5 separate regions of the Homo sapiens genome follow, and all the other regions are linked to region 3. A link is a loop called in an ENCODE intact Hi-C map of the cell type or tissue named here. Cell type or tissue: endothelial cell of umbilical vein. All regions are shown on one strand. Region 1 overlaps ARHGAP26 (Rho GTPase activating protein 26). Region 2 overlaps ARHGAP26 (Rho GTPase activating protein 26). Region 3 holds the start of LOC124901098 (a long non-coding RNA gene). Region 4 overlaps ARHGAP26 (Rho GTPase activating protein 26). Region 5 holds the start of LOC124901099 (a long non-coding RNA gene).

Region 1 (4,000 bases), 56 kb after region 3:
GAAACCTGGCCAGCTTCCTTTACTCATCACTGACTTCTCAACAATGATCAAGACCTGTTGATTCTGTTCTCACAGCAGCCTACCAGTCACCATCCCCACTGCCACCACCTCAGCCCAAGCCTTGGCCATCTGGCCTTCCTGACCCTTTTTACTGGCTCATTCTCTACTCTGAAACCTGTGGGATTGTTCTACCATGCAAGCTTGAACACAGCACTCTCCTGCATAAGAGTCTTTGATGGCCCCATGGATACTATATACTCCTTAATCCTTTTATTAACTGGGAGGCCTGGGTGACCTACTCTGGCTTGCCATTGCAGCGTCTGTTTACACTCTTTACTTTGACCTTACTGTACTTGTTGCACTTCTGCAACCTTGCCCTGTTTCCTCTCATCTCTGGGGAACACTGTGTTCTTAAACATCACTTCCTTCAGAAAGCCTTTCCTGCTTCCCCCTCCTTACACCTTCCTCCTCCATGCTCCCTAAACTTGATGGGAGAACTCTCGCGTGTTAGGGAAGCATCATCCCCAGTGGGGCACTTATCAGTGTGTTGTCATCACCTGGTTATTTGTCTCATTCTCTGTGGGCCATACCTGTCTTCCCAGTTGTATCTCCTCAGTGCCAAGCACAGTGGCTGGAACAGAGTGACAAACATTTATTTATACGTGACATGAATGAGTAAACAAATGAATTACACCGGAATAGATTTCTGGACAATTCATTTTGCAAAAAGAGGAACTTTAGCTCCGCACTTTGGAGATGCCAGTGTCTTTGAGATGTTAAGGACTTTTTGTTTTGTTTTTGTTTTTTAATTCTTTAACTATGTTACAGGTTTAGCAATGCCTCCGATTCAGGAATTTGTTTAAAACCCCCCAGTGGCTTAGAGCTGCACATAGAATAAAATCTAAACTGTTTCTCATGGTCTACATGGTCAGCCATTGTTTACCTGACTTAACTAACCTCTCCGACTTCCCCTGACACGGCTGCCTCCCTGGCTTGTACGCTCCTGTGCTTATTCTTGTCCCCGTACAAAGCACATCCATTCTCGCTGTGAGGCCTTAGCAGCACCTGCTCCTGCTGCCTCAGAAGGTTCTTCCCTGATCCTTACATGCTATAGCCTGCCCTGACCCTTCTGTCCCCACACCCATCACTGTCTACCACATCACTCTGTGTTATTTCCCTAATAGTAGTAAGAGTTGACAACTCTTACTACTCTTACTACTGTTAACTCATCTCAGCTACTATTCTGGAGGAACACAAAGCACTCGGCTTTGGTGCTAACCCACTGGGAGTTGGCCTTATCTTGAACAGTTGCAAAACTCATCCACAGTTCATCATCTGCTGAAGAGTGGCTTGCAGATGATGAACTGGGAAACTCCATAGGTTTCCCTCTGAAATGTTCTTGCCCGGTATTTCACTCGTTTGTCTCTCCTCATGACACTAAGCTCCATGAGAGTAAGGCCTGTCCTGTCTTGTGTATCACAGGATTCTCAGCACTTAGGACAAGACCTGGCTCTGATGCTTCCTAAATATTTGTTAAGTGAATCCGTTTTAGTTTAAAAAAACAATAAAACTTGGTTTGTTGATAAGCTATGAACTCCTTTACCCAAACCCTGTCATTAACATGGAAGATGCACAAGATCATTTATTGTCTACTCTAGCTAATTGGCCTAGGAGATAATTCACATAACAATTGATTTTTATATACTCATAGCCCTGAAATTTCCTGGCTATAAAGACAAATCCCTTGCTCTATGTGTGTGGTGGCCTGGCCATGCCAGTTCTCTTAAGTAAACAGTCACTCTGTCGTTATCCACCCAATTCTCAAAATCAAGCCCCATGTAAATAGTCATCTCCATAAATCCTGTCAAGAAAATTAATTTTTAGGGTACAGTCATTGGTTTTATTGTAGTCCTCCTAATCCTGTGTGACATAGATCCTTTGGAAAGTTGGTGCTACCAGTTGGGAAGTGCCCCAGCAGGCCCCGTGGTTGTCTGGCTTTGTTGACTGTCTGAATGCAACACGTTGACAATGGGTTAGCTGCTTTGGTTTTAGGGTTATTCTCCTTATGCCTCATGCAAATGAAAAGTGGCAAAAAAAAAAAAAAAAAAGAAAAAAAAACCTCATTTCCTTTCCTAGATAAGGCCTGTAGGGGAATTTCGGCTGTTCTTGGTGGCAGTATAATCTCACAAAAGATGTATAAACACAGTGCTTTGCCAAATATTTACAGAGCTGAGGGGCAAGAGGTGGGTTGGCATAGGGCCAGATTAAAATGTCCTGGAAGGTTTTCTGTGATTCCTCAGAATGCCAAATTCATATACATGGTCTCCTCACCTGTGAAATGGGGCTAATGGTAGGACCTGCCTGCTGATCTTATCGTGGGGATTGAGGAGATAATGAGAGCCGTGTGCTCCGTGACCTGCCTGGTAATAAGCCTTCAGTAAATGTTAACTCTTAGTACTATTAGCTCATCTCAGCTACTATTCTGGAAGAACACAAAGCTCACAGCTTTGGTGCTAACCCACCGGGAGTTGGCCTTATCCTGAACAGTTGCAAAACTCACCCACAGTCCATCCTGTGCCGGGGAGCAGCTTGCAGGCAACTCATTTCTTGAGCTCTTCCCTGCCCACACGTACTGTGAGTTGCCAAGAAAGCAGCAGCTGCATTCACCAGTGGAAATTCCCCCGGGGCCTCCTCGGACGCCACCCCTACCTCTGGTTATGGGCGAAGGCGTACCAGGGGAATGGCTTCCTCCACCAACTCCTTAGTGTCTGATGTAGGTCTCTGACTACCAGTGTGAGTCCTGTGGCTCCTCAGCAGTGTCTCTGCGCCTGTCTCTGTCGTGCTCCTAAGCAGGCAGAGATGCTGGTGGAGAATATAGTAGAAGGGACTTGGGGAAGGACTCCATTTTCTTAAGTTTCAGTAGAAGTTTGGATAACCTGTAGTTTTTAAAGATTGATGCTCCTGCCTTCTTTCCTCTCCTCATGGTAACCAAATGGTTTGAAGTTCCCTTTGCCCCTGTTCAGAAACTCTGACCCTTGAATAAAGGGGTAAAGTATTTAGATTCTGAAAGTTTCATGGGGGAAAGGGGTTAAGGGAAAGCAGTGTATGTGTGCAAATGCTGACAGTCTGAATATTACATTATCTATTTCAACAAATAAACCTTGGACCAGATCAGGCTATCCAATACAGAGACAACATTGATCTTTCAGGAGGGATCTGCCAAGTCTGAAATGCCAGCTGTCCCTTCCTGCCCATTAGGGGGTAGAGAATGCCTCTTTTGGACTAGCTGAAATACTCATTACAAATATTCAGGCCTCCCCCTAACCTGAATTAATGTATTATTGCTTATCCTTTTGTCTCTCCCGTAAAAACATGTATAAGGAGCATTCCCTGGTGATTCCCTGAGGGTTATGGAGGGACATTTTACCTGCCAGAGTGTCTCCAGCATCACAGCTGGAGGTGCCGTGGGTGGGGGTCTGTGTGCCTGTGTGTGTGCAGCATGTGTGTATCTACTATATAAAAGCTCATTCATTCCCTTGCTATAATTCAGTGTTCAGACTCAGCTTGCTGACTGATGGACTGGGGGAAGCCAGTAATTCTTAATTCAGGAGAAGAGGCTAAGGGAGAACAAATCTACCCTCCTGTCTCTCATCGGCCCCCTTGTTCTGAAACACTGCAGTGGTTCAGAGAAGTCCCCTCTTAGAGCTTTCATTTCTTTTGGAGGGATGGTTTGAACCTAGACTGGATCTGCCCCATTTTTGCCTTAGCAAGTCTTGATGAGTTCATTGGACAGAGGCAACAAAATCCATATACTCAAGAGACTGAAAAAGGGGAGAGGAGGGAAGGAACGTGTGTGAGGCCAAATTGCCCCACTGGGGGTGGGATTATAAAGGAGTGCGACCTTTCTGGCAATACGTGTTGTAAGCCTTATGATGGGCTTATATTTTGACTCAGCCACTGCACCCCTAGTATTTATCAGAAGGAATTAATGAGAGGTCTA
Region 2 (4,000 bases), 67 kb before region 3:
AAATGCCAGATGGCCTTCCCAGAGGATGCTGGGGAAGTGCTCATGCAACCAGGCCACCAAGCAGAGTTTTCAGGGGGATTTTACCTATGGTGATCAAGGGCAAATTGGAGTGTGTTGTCCATGATACCAGGTCACCACACAGAATTTTGTGGGATTATATGTTCTTATGCTCATCAAGAACAAACAAAAATATGTTGTGGGTTTACAGAATTTGGGTTTTTAGTAAAGAGGACTGGATTCTAGAGCTGACTCTGTTATTAACCTGCTGCTTAACCAGCCCTGAACAAACTGCTGAACTTTCTATTCCTTAGTTTCCCCATCTGTCTAATATGGATAATAGACTCCCCTTTTTCTACAAGGATCATTGATTTTTGAAGTTACATGCATTAAAGCCTTTGAAGAAGTATAAAGAATAAAGGAATTATTTTTGGCAAATACTCACTTGTCCTCTGAGATAATCAAAGCATTCAGTAGGGACCTGATTTTCTTGGAATGGTTTTGAATATTTGTGTATTTACTGTTCCTTGACCCTTTCACAAATGGCATTGCTGACTTCCCGTGCTGCATTCATCACTACTTGTGTGTGTGTTCTAACCTTCCGTTGACTTTGATGGTATGTTCTTGATTGCAGACTGGAGCACAAGAAAAGAATGAGAGCATAACAGTTAACCTAAATTATTAAACCCTACATTCTATTGAACTGATGTGTTATAAATTTGGCCCTTATAGTCCATACTTTGCTATGCCATTAGGGTATTTCTTGGGGATAAGTTGATATTCTTCTGAGGGAGATTGTAATGGTTAGTTTTCATCTTTCTGTCAAGCACTTGATATTGCCTTTGGGAAAAAGAGTGATATATATCATGAAGATTTCCACCATTTCCTCATTTCCATCAAGAAGCCAAGAGTGTCTTGTGTGTTATTGGGAAGGAATTCGGCAAAGCCACAGTTGCTCCATTATTGACCAACTTTTTTTCTTGGCTTTCCATATCAGAGCTGCTTGTTCAGGAGTACTTAGGAAGAATAGCAGATAACATGCAAGTTTACAGGAGAATGCCCTAAAGGTGTCAAAGAATCCCGATGAAGCATGTTTAAAATAATGGGAACTGGGCTTTAAAAAGTAACTCCAGATGCTCTGAGATGACAGTTGAGTACCAGTTCCACACAACCTAGAGTCAGGCGTTTGTTAAGCAGAGAAGCTGGTTTAGATCTTAGTTGCAAAACTTTGCACACTTGAAGGACAAACACCAAGACATAGAAGGTTCCAGGTGCACCCTCCAGCCTAGCATGTGTGGGGATGCTCATGACTGCTTCATGGCCATCGGGTCTGAAAGAGGCCTTCAGGCCTGCAGAGAGCAGCTGGAGAAGGGTTAGGAACCATCTGAAAGCCATGGGCCTTTTCAAGCTGTGCAGTTGGAAGGAGAGCTTAACTGAACTGAGAGAGACCAAAAGTGAAGGGTGACCCAGCAGAGCCAGTGTTGCGTTTTTCCTACTTTTAAATTTCCTTTAGGATTGTTAGGATTCTTTAAAGAAGAAGAAAAAAGGATTTAAAAAACAAAACCAAACCCTTAAGGTAGATCTTGAACAGTTGAACTTGTTCATCTCCTGGTTGGATGACTCACTTTCTCCTCCTTTTCCCACCCTTTCCCCCTCCAGTCCCATTACATTCAGTCCATCCTTGTTACTAACCTAAGAGTTGTAAACTGGAATTTGCAAATCACAGTTGTGACCTTGACACATTTTTGTTTTTTTGGCCTTCTAACCAATTTAAGGCAATTTTATTTTTGGAGTTGTTTACTTCATAGCATTTCTTGATCATTGTCTTATCTGTGAAACTTGAGAATGATTTTCTGTGGTTTTATGGCATGTTTTGATCATTTAATTATCAAGAAATCTACCTGTAGACAAGCTCTCATGCTGTAATGTGAGTTGGTTAGAGCTAGTATTAGACTATAGCGGACTCAAATTCTTAGCGTGCTGTGTTCTTGTCTCTCGAGCCTCTATATTTAAAATGTCCCTGTGGAGAAGGATATGAATGAGCAGTGTTGAATCCAGTAAAGAGTATTTATTTAGGTCTGAAAAAATTCTTTGGCATCCAGAGGAGTTCTAAGATTCCACTTAAACTTTATATTCTCATTTACAGCACTGTCCTTATTTTAAAATCAAGCAGTAAGGGAAAGTTAACTTGGGACAAGAGGTTTGTCTGATTCCAGTTTTCTCAGGTTTAGACTTACCCTAGGCTATGCCTGAGCTATTGTTCCTCTGGGCTACTTACTTAATGGTCAGCTTCCTTCCTAAGTTTTGGTTTCAGGGCTGATTCTGCTGGAAAACTGGTGTTTACTTCTCTTATTACTTACTGTTTGCCTTGTGCATCTCAGAATTCTGGTTCAAAGGCAAGCATTTTGTATTGTATATTTTTTAAAGTACTCTTTTGAAACATTTTCCAAAACTGATTTCCCTTAGCCACAGAGGGAGATTTAAGGCATTTTATATTTAATCCCAGCTAAAAATTCATTCAGAGGGGAAAAAAAGTATTGGGTGGGGGGAAGGATAAAAACTCCAAACCTCTAAAGCAAATGATTACCAGGGTACATCCAAATCACAGAGATGTTGGATTTGTTTCAGACCTCAGAGGGAACATAAAAATTATAGGCAACCATGCACATATTTTTGTAGTTTCAGCTTAAATCTACTATGATAATTAGATGTTTTCTGTTTGGATCTTGGAATCTAGTATACAGTCTGGAGTCATGTGCCTCAAAGCATGGTTAGAATAACCCGGGGCGCTTGTTTACATTGACATTTCTGGGCTCTGTGGGTCTACTCAGTCAGGCTCGCTGCCTGGGAATCTGCATTTCTGATTTATTTTGCAGGTAATTATTATGTGAACAGTGATCTAAGAACCACTGGCCCAGAGAATGGGCCATATGCAAGGATTTTCTAGGACAGAGAAAAATGATATTGAGAGGAATATGGATTGGGATGTAGGCGAATATTAGAATTAGAAAGAAGAAGCTCAAAGCAGTGAGTTCAAAAGGGAGATTTTATTGTCGTGATTAAATTAGCTTTTAAAAATCCAGTTTTGACTTTCCAAGTCTTTGCAATTTGACTTTGTGTTGAGTTTTCAACAAATGTTTTTGTTTTAAAATCATGCAAAAGGCATTTTTACTTTTGCGTGATTTAGTTTTGCATGATTTACTTTTGCAAGAAAAAAATCATTCCCAGATAGCTGTGGATCCTTGTGCCAATTTTTCTACCTCTTTGAGCCTCAGTTTTCTTTCTCTTCCAATTGTATAATTCTGTTATTTTTATCAGGTGGAGCAGGACACGAGAAAAGTATCCCACTCTTATAATCATAGAGGAAATAAGAGTAGATGAGTAATAAAGACTAATTTCATGGTAATTTCCTAATGTTTACATATTATGACTCCAAGTATGTTGTATATCCCCACACATACCATTCGTAGTGGCTCATTGTAGATTTATTACCGTGTATGCAGTGAGGAAGGATTTCAAAGAACTCTTCATACATCAGGAGTAGATATTAAAAATACCTTTTCACAGCTGGTTTTCCCAAAATACTTATTGAGAAACAAACCTGAGTCTTTTTCCTTTTTTGGAGCAACTGTTCCTTTGTTGCAGGGGCATTGGAGAGGCAGAGCACTGTCTTGCTTCCCCAGAGAGATATGGTATCATTTAGGATGCTTTGAGCTGCAAGAAACAGAAAATCCAATTGAAAATGGCTTAAACAATAAGGAGATCTGTTGTGTCATGACACAGAATCTGTCCTGAGAGTTGGTTAGTTTCTCAGCTCATGAAGGACTCAGGTTATTTTCATGTTCCTGCTCAGCCAGCGTCTTGTGTTGGCTAGCTCCTCGCAGAGTCCCAGCATACTTTATTGTGTCCTTGCATGTTAGTGCTTGTCCAGAAGCAGAAAAGGCATTATTTCTTCTCTGAGTCCCTTTTTAAGGGCTAGGATGATACTTTTCCCAGACATCTT
Region 3 (4,000 bases):
AGCCAGATTCAAGGCAGGGGGAGCTAGATGCCACCTCTGGGTGGGAGGAGCAGTGTGTGCACACAGGCGTGGGAGGATTGTTGACCGTTATCTCTGCAGGGGATCTATGGTACCCAGCAAGTTTGCATTTAGTTCCCTTTAGGAATGACTCTGCTTTCTTATCAGTGGTTTGTGCTGAGCATGGGTAGCAACCCAGTGTTTTTATGGAGAGTGCTTTTCCGCCTCCTCTCTGCATTGCCATTTTTTATTCAACCAGGAGCCTCAGGCATCTGGTGGTAGTGACAATTTCAGCCCTTAAATGCCCTTTGTGAGCCTTGGTATGGAGAACCAACTCATAAATATCTAAAATTGGAAAAACATTTTTAAGATTGGCATTAAAGAAAAAGGAAAGAGAAGTGGGTAATTCAGTTTCTTTAACCTGGTAAAACACCTCTTTTTCAATAGAAGGTAAGAGACCTCTGTGTTCTAACTAGCTAAGGCATACAATCTTTTCTCTCTTTGCCTACCTGTCTTTCTGTTGTTTTCCAAGGGTTAACATTAGACATTCAGCTGAGGGTTAATAGTGAACATGATCTCCTTTATTTTGTCACTCACACCCACACATCCTCAAGATAGTACCTGCAAGTCTAGAAACACCCTCTCCCCCCAACCCAGAGAATCCATCTATATCTTCCTCCTGGGAGCCATAGTGATGTGTTTCACACACAACTTGTGTTTGGTCAGATAGAGTGCACTAACGACATGCTTACCCTGTCACAATGGTCCAGAACTTCTGTCCTCCACCTCTCTCACGGACCTGGGAGGGAAGCAGTGTTTGGCACAATTCTGGGAAATAAATATCCTAGATTAGGAGGAGACAGAGAGGAAAACAGCTAGGAGATATGATATTATGTTTGGGGGCTCATGGAAATTTTTCTTTTTCCATGTTGGTAATACATACTGATTGTTTACTCAATTAAAATTAATGAATCCTTTAAATGAATACAGTCCAGAAATAATAATGATGATAGTAATAGCTAACTTTTACTTACAGCTTATTGTTTACAAGATATTGTGCTAAGCAGCTTTATATCCATCATTCAATTTTCACAGCAACCCTATAAAATTGATATTTTTAGCTCTGTTTTTACAAATTATAAGCCTGAAGTGCAGACACTTTAAGAAGCAGCTGATTAGGAGAGGAACAGGGGTTGAACTTAGTACTACTCTCAGAACCCAAGCTATTAAAATCTACTCTAGTTAATCTCTTTTCAGTGCAGTAAGCATTTTATTGAATATCTACCATTAGCCAAAGATAAGTAAAATAGGTCCTTCATTTTTCAAGGCACTCCCATTTTATCAAGATAGAACTAACTATAATACAGTGTGCTAAATGACCTCCAGTAAGATGAATAAAGTGTTATGGCATCACTGAGGATAAATAATTTAATTCTACTGGCATTGGGCTCTGACAGATCAATGGAAGTTTTCTAGGCAGAGAAAGAGTAGAGATAGGAGGGACAGCCACTCAGAGGAGCAGCATTAATCAAGTTGTTTGTATTAAAATGGCATGGTTGTGAAAGACTGTGGGTTGTTAGCAAGTAGTGGGTGATGATGCCAGAGAGTTGGATTCAGTCCATTTGCTAAGGGTCCTGAAAACTATAGGAAAAGGTTTTGAACTGACTTCTGAAAACTGGGAGCTCTCAGAAGTTTCCAAGTGGAGGCTAAAATGATTATGTCAGCACTTTAGAAAGACATCCTTGGAAGCTGAACCAAATAGTACTTTGATTGCTGACATCAAAATCACACATTAAACAAATAACACAATAGAGTTAACCATACTGTTCTAAACTTGCAGCTCAGATAGTGTCACCTTTGACCTACAGGCTTTGCTTGGAGGTTAGAGAGAGATTCTTAATTTGTTTCTTTTTGCCAGACTTCCTAAGGGGAAATACTAGCTCATAGCATCATTTCCTATTAGTGACTCCTTACCGTGGACTCTCCTTGAATTATATGAGAACTAAAGAGTAGATTTGATGGTGTAGCTCTTTTTAGCTACAGTCAAGTTTCTGAGTTGAAAGCTCAGATGGCAAAGATTTTGGCTCTTCCCACGCTATGTTAAGGTAGCAGTCAGTTATGCAAAATTACCATTTCCGTATGAACAGAATCTTTTCTCCAAACTCACACCTTATCACACTGAGTCTTAAAACATAAAGTAGGCAAAAACTTAAGGTTATGGTTAAAGCAACCAATATTTTTATGCTTCCAGCTAAGATTTTCAAACAAAATATTGAATGCTGTCATGGTCCAAGATCTCAAAGCCCAGAAATTATATTTATTACAAGGTTTTCCCTTTACTTAGTGTTTTAAACGCTTACTTGCTAATGACTATGACAATTTTAGATGTTTAAGAAGGACAACCATATCAAGAAAACAAACTGCTTGCTTTTCATAGTTTTGGTTCAACATGAAATTTCAGGCTACTTAGTGTATGTGTGTGTGTGTCCCCTTGCTATTAAATTCCAACACATAATAGTAGGATTGCACTTGTTCTGTAACAATCCATGCTGTGTCTTGTGGCTGTGGCACTCGAAACGGTTTCTGTACATGGAGCAGGATATGTGTGTGTTCATGTGTTATGTACCACAGGCTTTTGCCAGCATTGCCTCTTTTGATGCCTATTAATGTTTGACAAAATAAGTTATAATAATTCCTTCCCTAGTCCATCAGTTAGCTTTGGAAGAGGTGGGAGTGTTGATCATTGAGCTGTTAATTCTCAGAAATCCCCAAAGATCGGTGCCCCTTTTTAATGTGTTAACTTTCAACCTCAGATGTCAAGGAGAGGAGCTAGCAATCATGGATGACCCCCACTTAACACCTGGACTAAGCACTAAATCCTAAGCAACCTCGCATTCCCAATAAAATGCTAGTGACTTACAATGTAGTTAGCTCAATTTGAGTTGATTTGGGCCACCAATCTGCCTTGATCTGCTTTTACCAAAATATTGGTGACATTGAAATCCATTGGACTAGTTCTGGACTTTGTGCACAAAATGTACATTAGTTAATATAGTTGGTTTGGCAACTGACAGGTGTTTAGAAGTCGCATTTTATTTCTTTGATATTTCAAACAGTTGTTGATATGCAAAATTAATAAAAAGGTATGACTGGATGCTTCACTATGTTGAAATAGTCATTGGTACTCTTGCCTGCTCAGGAAGCTAATCTTGTCCTGTGGTCATGGCTTTTGTAATTTGTTCATCAATTTTTATTTTTAAATTTTTTGTTGACTTCCCTTCCAATGGTTCTTGCTTGTACTCTTTTTGTTCCTCTCCTTGTTAGGGTTCAGAAGCAAGCTAGATTTACTTGGGTGTTGAGCTAGAATGCTTCTGCCACAGGGCTATTTTCTTTTTTTAGTGACAAGTGCTGTGTAAGATACTCTTCATTAATGTGATAAGGTAGGTTGTGCATTTGAACACATATATTCCCCCCAATAAATCCCAGATAAACCAATAATTGTTTGAATTGTGAAGCTCCTTTAATATTACTCAAATAAAGGTGGAGATTGTTGTTGTATTTTAATCTATCCATCTTTGTCAGCAAAGAGAACAGGAAATAGAATCTTTCTGGAGATATGGAAAATCACAGCTCTCCATGGATTACCCAAGCTGTCTATATATACCCTCAGTTACTAATGTAATTGGTTCCTTTTGAGAGATTTTTAATACAACTACCCAAACTACTTTCTAAATTGTTGATCCCTCTGCCAAAATGCTGATATCAACAGGACATAGGACTTCCAACTGTCCTTAAAAAACCTCTGCAGTTACAGCCTCTGAATTTGGCTTCTTAACAGTTACAATACATAAGCCCTGCTAAGACTTGCCTGGCTTCCACTGTGAAGGTGCTGGGTTTATGGCTTCTCTGAGAGCACCACGCAGTCCTCGGTCCCATTGTCTGTCATGAGAAGGAGTGAGCTGTGCTCAACTGTTGTAGGTCTACTTTCCTAATGCGTCAAACA
Region 4 (4,000 bases), 90 kb before region 3:
AAAATGCCTGCCGCATGAGTTGAGTTTTATTTGGAAGAATTATTTTAATTGGGCTTTCAGCCTGTAATCAGAATCTTGAGATGCCATAATTTGCAGAGCAAATACTTTATTTATACTGGGAAAAACAAGGGATTGGGTTAATAGGCTCCTTACCATTTTAAGGGAATAAAAAGAATGGTTTGTATAGCAAGTAATCTCCAGGGAGAAAAACATTGTTTTTCTGTTTCTTTTCTGGTACTTTACTTACTATCCTAGAGGCTGAGTGTGTTTGTAATAAGCATCACTAAGCAATAAGTATGTATGTAAGTATAGGAACTATTAATATTTCAGTTTGGGAAGAGTTGTTTTAGGAATTAGCATTCCTTTTTAGTTTGATTTTGGGAATTCTTGGTGATTAAAAAATGTTTTAAAATCTTCAGCACAATTCACAATTGCAGAAACGTGGAACCAGCCCAAATGCCTATCAGTCAACAAGTGGATAAAGAAACTTTGGTGTATATATATGATGGATTACTACTGAGCTATAAAAAGGAATGATTAATGGCATTTGCTGCTACCTGGATGAGACTGGAGACTATTATTCTAAGTGAAGTAACTCAGGAATGGAAAACCAAACATTGTATGTTCTCACTCATAAGTGGGAGCTAAGCTATGAGGATGCGAAGGCACAAGAATGACACAATGGACTTTGGGGACGTGGGGGAAAGGATGGGAAGGGGGTGAGGGATAAAAGCCTACAAATAGGGTGCTGTGTATACTGCTTGGGTGATAGGTGCATGAAAATCTCACAAGTCACCACTAAGGAACTTATCCATGTAGGCCAGGTGCGGTGGCTCACGCCTGTAATCCCAGCATTTTGGGAGGCCGAGGCGGGTAGATCACCTGAGGTCAGGAGTTGAAGACCAGCCTGGCCAACATGGTGAAACTCTGTCTCTACTAAAAATACAAAACTTAGCCAGATGTGGTGGTGGGTGCCTGTAATCCCAGCTACTAGAGAAGCTGAGGCAGGAGACTCGCTTGAACCCAGGAGGCGAAGGTTGCAGTGAGCCAAGATCATGCCACTGCACTCCAGCTTGAGCGACAGAGTAAGACCTTGTCTCAAAAAAAAAAAAAAAAAAAAAAAGAAGAACTTACCCATGTAACCAAACACCACCTGTTCTCCAATAACCTATGGAAATAAAAAAATAAAATGTTCATTTTATCTAAGTTTACCCATATACGCTAAGAATTAAAGAAAGATTCAGTTTGGATTAGATCCAAGGTGAGTTCAGGTTCTGCTCACTTCTCAAATATTACAAGTTTATTACTTTCCCTGAGATGACCGCAAATCATCTATAAATACTTGCTTTTCTACTTTCTGCCATTTTCTTTTCCACTCTGACCATTAAGTGGTAGAATGCCTTGTCCACTGTCCTAAGAAGGTCAAAGATGAACCCATTCTTAAAGATTATCACCGGGTAACCAAAACATGGGGGTGAATTTTAGGGAATTTCCAGCCTTGTTGTCAGGTTAGAAGTTTCCAGCCTTGTGTGGTTCTCTGCTGTGGAAGAAGTTGCTGCTGTTGATCATTTATTTTCTGGGTGAGAATCCTGTCACCACTTGCTCATTTCCCCCTAGAGGATGGCCCCACTGCCTTCATGCTGCTTCCTTTGGTAGTGTCTTTGTTCTTGGCTCTTTTAATTTTCCTCTGAATCATTTTTCTTCTTTTATTCTTTGTTCTATTTTTCCTTTCTTCTAGTCACCTGAGCAGGATTATACTTAACTCAGGGACACGTTTAAGGCAGTTTGATGGTATGGGCTCTAGAGCAAGTCTCCATGTATTGGCTCTGCATCTTTGGTCAAGATACTTAGTTTTACCAAGCCTCAGTTTCTTCATCTGTAATATGGGCTAGTGATAATGTCAACCTGGAGGACTTACTGAGATCAAGTGAGAAAATCTATTTTAAGCACTTACCCAACATTTATAGACCACTTAATTTGTGCTTTTTGAAGGAGACCGCAATTAGTTCTACAGCTTCTGTTAATAGCAGAGCAATGTAAAGGTACCTGTCACCTTATGCTGCAGTTTCTTCACCTGTAAATTGAAGATAATTTTACAGGTTACTACAGCTTGAGGTTACTATGAGAACTAAATGAGATACTACATGCAAAGCACTTAAAACCATACCTAGCATATGGAAAGCTCTCAATCAATGCCAGCTATTATTATTATTATTATGTTATTCCTGTACTGTTATTGGGAAAAACTAAAAGGATATGTGACCACAGCATGCGATTGATTCATCCTGGTTTGGTTAAGCCCTATCCTGAGGTTGATTTCCATGGCTAGCAACTTGACTGTCCTTCTCTTGCTCTTTCAGCTGCGCAGTTGGACAGCATTGGCTTCAGCATAATCAGGAAATGCATCCATGCTGTGGAAACCAGAGGTAAAGTAGTTTAACAGATGGCATTGTTCTCATAGAAGGTCACGCATCTGGTGAGGAGTCAGACCTGCTACCTGCTGTTTCCTGACTTTAAGTGACTCATTAGCTCCCCAAGTGCCATTGTCAGTGGATTTCCACAAGTCTTGTTGGTCTCAAGCAGGAGGTCCTAACTGATTTTGTGTCACCAACTTCTTTGGCTGATCAGAAGAATGTGTTAAATATCTAAAATACGTATGATTATAGAAACCAGTTACTGAAATTCGATTTTTAAAATATTAAAAAACACAGGGTATCATGATATATGTGTTTCTTTGTTAACACTTTATAAGTGATAGTGGTGGGTCTGATAACTGACATAATTTGGGAGCAGTGATATTTCAAGATATCCATAATAATTGTAATGTGTTATGAAAATATCTGTGATTTCTGACCAAGTTGCAGGTACCGCTAATGCTCCTGTAATTTGTTGCTTACATCCATAAAGGAAGGAAATGCTTAATGTCAGTTATAGGTTAGTGAAGATAAAGATGTAATTGTTTTCCTGTCTAAGTTCACAGACACCCTAAATTTTCTCTGGCAGACATCTTGGGGTCTGTGAACCCAAGATGCTCTGGGGAGCTAGTCCCTGGGGACCACCCAGGTAGAGAAAAGGGGTCAGGCCCATGTTCACACTGATCTTTCCCAGGTCTGTGGGAGCAGGACATTAAGATCAAGGAGGCTGGTTCATCCTGATGGTCTCCATCCCTTCTTCAGAGACAGCCACAAAGGAGATTCCTCAGTCCCAGCAGTTTGAAGCTTTGAGTTTGCTGGTCTGTTGTACCGCTGAGAAAAGCTATTAACCATCTTTCCACTGGATTTGATTTGAACCGTTGTCAGAGATGTGAATCTTATTTACTCACAGCCTCTCAGCCTACCAGCCCTTTTTAAGTAGTGGAAAGAAATTCTCTCTTTTAAAGCAGGATTCATAACTTGCCAGTTGAGAAATATACACTTTTTTTTCCATAAGGACTGTGAGGCATTAAGTAGAGGGAAGAGAGAGAATTTAAAAACCTACCCTTATGTATACTGTCAAAAGATATTTTTTCCAAAACAGTTGTAATGTATGGAAACATTTTTTAAAATGTTCAGTTATTTCCCCTGTACCTCTCTTAAATAAAGAATTAAGGCATCTTGTAAAGGTATGTAAGATATATCCAGAGAATATAAAGTAGAAGTAGGTGACATTTCTGGGAATTGGTCTTGAGGAAATAAGGATATGGGCCAGATTGAGCCATAAGGATGTTTACACCGTGGTGATGTTAAGGTACAAAATCAGAAACGGGCCAAATGTCTCAAAAATGGGTTAAATCAACAGTGGTACATCTGTGTAGTAAAAAACTGTGAATCACTGACAATGCAATGGAAATACATTTTTTGACATACGGCCTTTTTTTTTTTTTTTTTTTTTTTTTTTTTTGAGACAGAGTCTCTTTCTGTCCCCAGGCTGGAGTGCAGTAATGCAGTCTCGGTTCACTGCAAACTCCAACTCCCTGGTTCAAGGGATTCTTCTGCCTCAGCCTCCTGAGTAGCTGGGATTA
Region 5 (4,000 bases), 94 kb after region 3:
TGTCTTGGTCTCTGATTCATTTTCATTGTCTACCAGCTATTAATATTTAATTTTGGCCAAGATGCTTAACTTTTCACAGCCACAGTTTTTCATCAGTAAAGTGAGGATAATAGCAGAACCAACTCCATAGTCATTCTGAAGATGAAAGGAGGAAACTCAGGTGTGAAGTGCGTATTCGCAAAGGGTCTGCCACCTGGCATGTGCTCAACATGTTATCATCCTTATCAGCATGGGTCACACCCTCTGGTTAAATAGAGGCCTGATACAGTGGGAAGGGAGTTGGTCTCTGGAGTCAAACAAGCTGGGTTCAAATTTTGGTTCCAGTATTATGACCATGCACAAATTATTTTACCTCTCTGAGCCTTAATTTTCTCATCTGCAAAATACAGATAATAATAATACAAGCTGGGATCCTGAGGATCAAATGAATCAACATGTCTAAAACTCCAAGCACACAGCAGCTTCATAACATATCTAAGTGTTAGCTTGTATCATTATAATTCACGAGGCAGAAGGGAGTTACTGAAGGTTGTGGAGCCAGGAAGTGCTATAATCCAAACCAAAACGCACTGAAAAACTAGATAGAGAAGCAAAGCTTAGCACGTTTGAACAGCATATAAATAGGACCCATGAATACTATGTGGAATGTACTATGAGCATTTTAGGTGTCTGGAGGAGGAGGGAGCAGGTAGAAGGGATTCCATGGTAGTATTTACAAAGGAAGTGGGGCTTCAGCTAAGCCTTTACATGGAAACAGAAGACAGCAGAAAGAAAGGGGGCACTGGTGCTGCCTCCCTCCTCTATTAGTAAATGACAATTTGCATTTTATCTCAGAGGCATTTGGGCACAGAAAAGTTATAGCTCCTAACTTCCTGTGAGCTAGTGAAAATACAGGTTCCTGTGTCCCATTCCCAGAGATTCTGCTTTAATTGATTTGCCATGGGGCCCAGGAATGTGCAGTTTGAATAAGCATCCTGAGGGTTCCGAAGCACATGGTCTGGCACATGCTTTCGTATAAATCCTGGCTTGAAGCCTCAGTGAGTCAGCAGTCCAACCCAAAGGCTGTGTTATCTCCTGCCATCTCCTGTGACCTACCTTTTGGCCTCCAGTTTGGAGGGCCTCTCTTGTCCCCTCTAATTCTTCCCTTAGCCCTCAAATTGCATTGTAAATGTTTTCACCCCAGTACCTGTGCTGTGGGTGAACAGCTAGCCAGGAAAAGGAGAAAGGTCTGAAGGAGATGGACTCAGTGCATCCAGTAGAGTAATAACTCAACTTGGAGCTTGGCTATAAAGCGGGAGGGCCTGGTTTTTGTTTTTTTGTTTTGTCAGTCTGGCTGCTTTATTCTTTCTACGTTTTTATTTTGGAGAATGGGTTTGATTTGTTAATTTTATTCTAAACATTTGATTTTTCCTGAAGCTTAGGTGGGTGGTAAGGGCCATCTGGTTTTACTAGGTCGCTACTAGGAGGGGGTCTTGCTGAGCAGTCCCGATCCAGGGTCTCCTACTGACTAGCCTGTACTGAGCATTTGCTCTGTGCCTGGCTCTGTGCCGAGTGCTTTATCCACACCAGCTCCTTTCATATTTGCAAGAACCCAGTAAAGGGAAGAGGGTCTTGTTGTCACCAGTATGAAGTGCAGAAACTGAAGTGATCTTGGAAGCTTTGGTTGGATGGATGGGCAGAGGGCAGGGGTATATGGGTGTTCTTTAAGAGTGGCATGGGAGAGCTTTGGTCATTGGAGAGGCCAGGTTGCTTTTAAGTTGTGTCTTCTTCCAAGGCACTTCTCTCCCAGACTGTCTCTTGTGTGGGTTGTCATGAACCCAAAGTATCCTTGCTGTTTATTCCTGAAGCTTAGTGATCTGAAATTGGCCAACTTTGGAGGCCAACTAATAGATGTTTAACCTTGTCTTTTCCTAAGGAGGCACTCAAGGTGTACCCAAAGTTGACTGACACTGATCTTCTGGAAGCCTCAAGGCTGATTCTTTTGCTGCCTCCCATTTGTCTCCTTTGGTTTCTGTTCTTGCGTCTTTCCCTACAAACTGAAACTAGAATTCTGTAGCAGTGTCGGAGCGGAAATGCTTTTCTAAAACAAGCTCAGGAAGTCATTTAATTAGCCCAGGAAGGGAATAGGGGAAAATCTATTCTCTCCAAATAATCTTGGAAAATTGGAGTTTTCCTAACACATTAAGAGTAAATGTCCTGCCTCACTGCAGAGTGATCTGTACATCTTCAGTTGACAAGCATGAACATCCCCCACCTCTTAGTCCCATGATTCCTTCTCTCTTCCTTCCTGCTATTGACTACTGTGCAGACTCAGCTGGATTTTAGATAATCTTTATAATATCACAATGGTTTCCATGGAGATGGATCATGATGTCACAAAAGTAGATATATATTCTTTGGATACTGAAAAATCAAAGGGCAATAGAGGGAGGAAGAGAAGAATTTTCAAACTGGTATATAGAGGAGGGGGAAATCTAGAGAACAGGAAAGAAAACTAAGAAAGGGTGTGAGTGAAACAGAGAAATGGCTATTCAAAGGCTATTCAAAATGACAGCAACCAAAAAAAAAAAAAAAAAAAACCCCAGAAAATTTGCAAGGAAATTAGAAGCAGGGGGTAAGGATTTGAAGGAAAGTAAGATGATGACAAGAAGCTGGATTGATTGATTGAGACAGGGTCTTGCTCTGTCGCCCAGGCTGGAGTGCAGTGGTGCAATCACGGCTCACTGCAGCCTCGACCTGCTGAGCCCAAGCGATCCTCCCGCTTCGGCACTCCCCCTCCTCCAAGTAGCTGGGACTACAGACACGCTCCATCAAACCTAGGTAGTTTTTGTATATTTTGTAGAGACAAGGTTTTGCCATGTTGCCCAGGCTGTTCTTAAACTCCTGGGCTAAAGCAATTCACCTGCCTCAGCCTCCCAAGGTACTGGCATTACAGGCGTGAACCACCAGGCCCAGCCTCTAGAAGCTGGATATCTTTAAAGAGTAGTTCTTAGCAGTCTTCCATGGGCACTGCACTGAGTACATAGTTGATACTGGGCAGGTGGGTGGGTGGATGGATGGAAGGAAGGAAGGAAGGAAGGAAGGATGGAAGGATGGATACATGTATGGATGGACCAGGACAACTGTTGCCCTCTAACAAGAGTAGGAATCTGTCACTTCTTTGTAGTTTAAACCAGGAGCTTCAGAAAATCCGTGAAACCCCTAAAATTGTACACAAAATTTTGTATGTCTGTGTCTGTTTCCTTTTTCATTGTAAAGAAAGTTCAGGACAGCTTTCATCAGAAGGCTTATATTCCACAAAAGGTTCAGAACCTTTGGTTTAAACTTCTAGAATGATGTAACTTAATAAGTGATTGTACTCATTGTCCAAGCTTCCTTCATACACACACACACACACACACACACACACACACACACACCCCACACACACATCTGCCGCCTGCTCTATCTGTAATGCCATCTCTTCTCGCTTTCTCTCCCCTTCCTGTACAGTTCACCCATCTCAGGAGCCTGGCTGGTTGGAGGGGACTCTGAACGGAAAGACTGGCCTCATCCCTGAGAATTACGTGGAGTTCCTCTAACCGTGGGCCCCAGCAGAACTGCTGAGCTTTACATGGTATCCATGACAACTGCTGATTCCAGTGTCGAGGCCATTTCTCTTTGCCACTGAGAAATGCAGCGTGACTGACTCTGTTGCTACCTGTCAACATGAATGTTTCTGTGAGCTCTGGTGTCACTCATCTCCATGATCATCTCAGCCAACATGCATCAGTACTGCAAGAAAAGAAGTCAATCAGCAGAGGAGAGCATTTGATAACTAAGAGGAAGACTTGCAAAGCCGTTTTCTCATGAGTACCCTGAATAGGGGGCACTCATTTTGTTTCAACGGTCCAAACGCCCAACCTTCAGAAAGAGGAAGTCAGATAGAAATAGTCCCTGAGAGCACACTGTGTAGCTAAGCCTGCTGGGGCTGGGTGAAGAAATTGGCGCTGAGATCCAG

The links. Hi-C counts contacts between places; a loop is a spot of excess contacts. Peaks named below come from ENCODE experiments on the same cell type or tissue, not always from the same donor. Only the 100,000 strongest peaks of a DNase experiment are listed, where the experiment ranks them.
Region 1: a loop joins it to region 3, with 2.0 times the contacts of the local background. A loop is called at or near these places in 4 of 110 quality-filtered maps.
Region 2: it touches region 3 in a loop (2.6-fold over the local background); 8 of 110 quality-filtered maps call a loop at or near these places.
Region 4: a loop joins it to region 3, with 5 times the contacts of the local background. A loop is called at or near these places in 6 of 110 quality-filtered maps.
Region 5: a loop joins it to region 3, with 6 times the contacts of the local background. A loop is called at or near these places in 4 of 110 quality-filtered maps.

Annotation. Positions count from the first base shown.
Region 1 is chr5:143,180,984-143,184,983 of GRCh38, forward strand. All of the region lies in intron 20 of ARHGAP26 (Rho GTPase activating protein 26), which reads left to right. Among named protein-coding and RNA genes, the nearest start is that of ARHGAP26-IT1, 9.5 kb to the right of the region's middle. RefSeq lists enhancers at 2,350-2,509, 2,830-2,879. In endothelial cell of umbilical vein, no CTCF peak of the experiment used is centred here; a DNase peak (open chromatin) is centred at 2,168.
Region 2 is chr5:143,057,918-143,061,917 of GRCh38, forward strand. The region is part of intron 17 of ARHGAP26 (Rho GTPase activating protein 26); the gene reads left to right. Among named protein-coding and RNA genes, the nearest start is that of ARHGAP26-IT1, 130 kb to the right of the region's middle. In endothelial cell of umbilical vein, no CTCF peak of the experiment used is centred here; DNase peaks (open chromatin) are centred at 2,284 and 3,434; H3K27ac peaks cover 2,334 bases.
Region 3 is chr5:143,124,732-143,128,731 of GRCh38, forward strand. All of the region lies in intron 18 of ARHGAP26 (Rho GTPase activating protein 26), which reads left to right. It overlaps LOC124901098 (a long non-coding RNA gene), which reads right to left and starts at 841. Exons shown (of 2, transcript XR_007058980.1): 1 at 1-841. In endothelial cell of umbilical vein, no CTCF peak of the experiment used is centred here; a DNase peak (open chromatin) is centred at 1,870; H3K27ac peaks cover 241 bases; H3K27me3 peaks cover 301 bases.
Region 4 is chr5:143,034,836-143,038,835 of GRCh38, forward strand. ARHGAP26 (Rho GTPase activating protein 26) reads left to right here. Exons shown (of 23, transcript NM_001135608.3): 13 at 2,361-2,426. Among named protein-coding and RNA genes, the nearest start is that of ARHGAP26-IT1, 160 kb to the right of the region's middle. RefSeq lists an enhancer at 2,078-2,838. In endothelial cell of umbilical vein, no CTCF peak of the experiment used is centred here; a DNase peak (open chromatin) is centred at 2,466; H3K27ac peaks cover 402 bases.
Region 5 is chr5:143,218,866-143,222,865 of GRCh38, forward strand. ARHGAP26 (Rho GTPase activating protein 26) reads left to right here. Exons shown (of 23, transcript NM_001135608.3): 23 at 3,493-4,000. The coding sequence ends at 3,581. It overlaps LOC124901099 (a long non-coding RNA gene), which reads right to left and starts at 2,558. Exons shown (of 2, transcript XR_007058981.1): 1 at 1-2,558. In endothelial cell of umbilical vein, no CTCF peak of the experiment used is centred here; a DNase peak (open chromatin) is centred at 2,286; H3K27ac peaks cover 1,083 bases.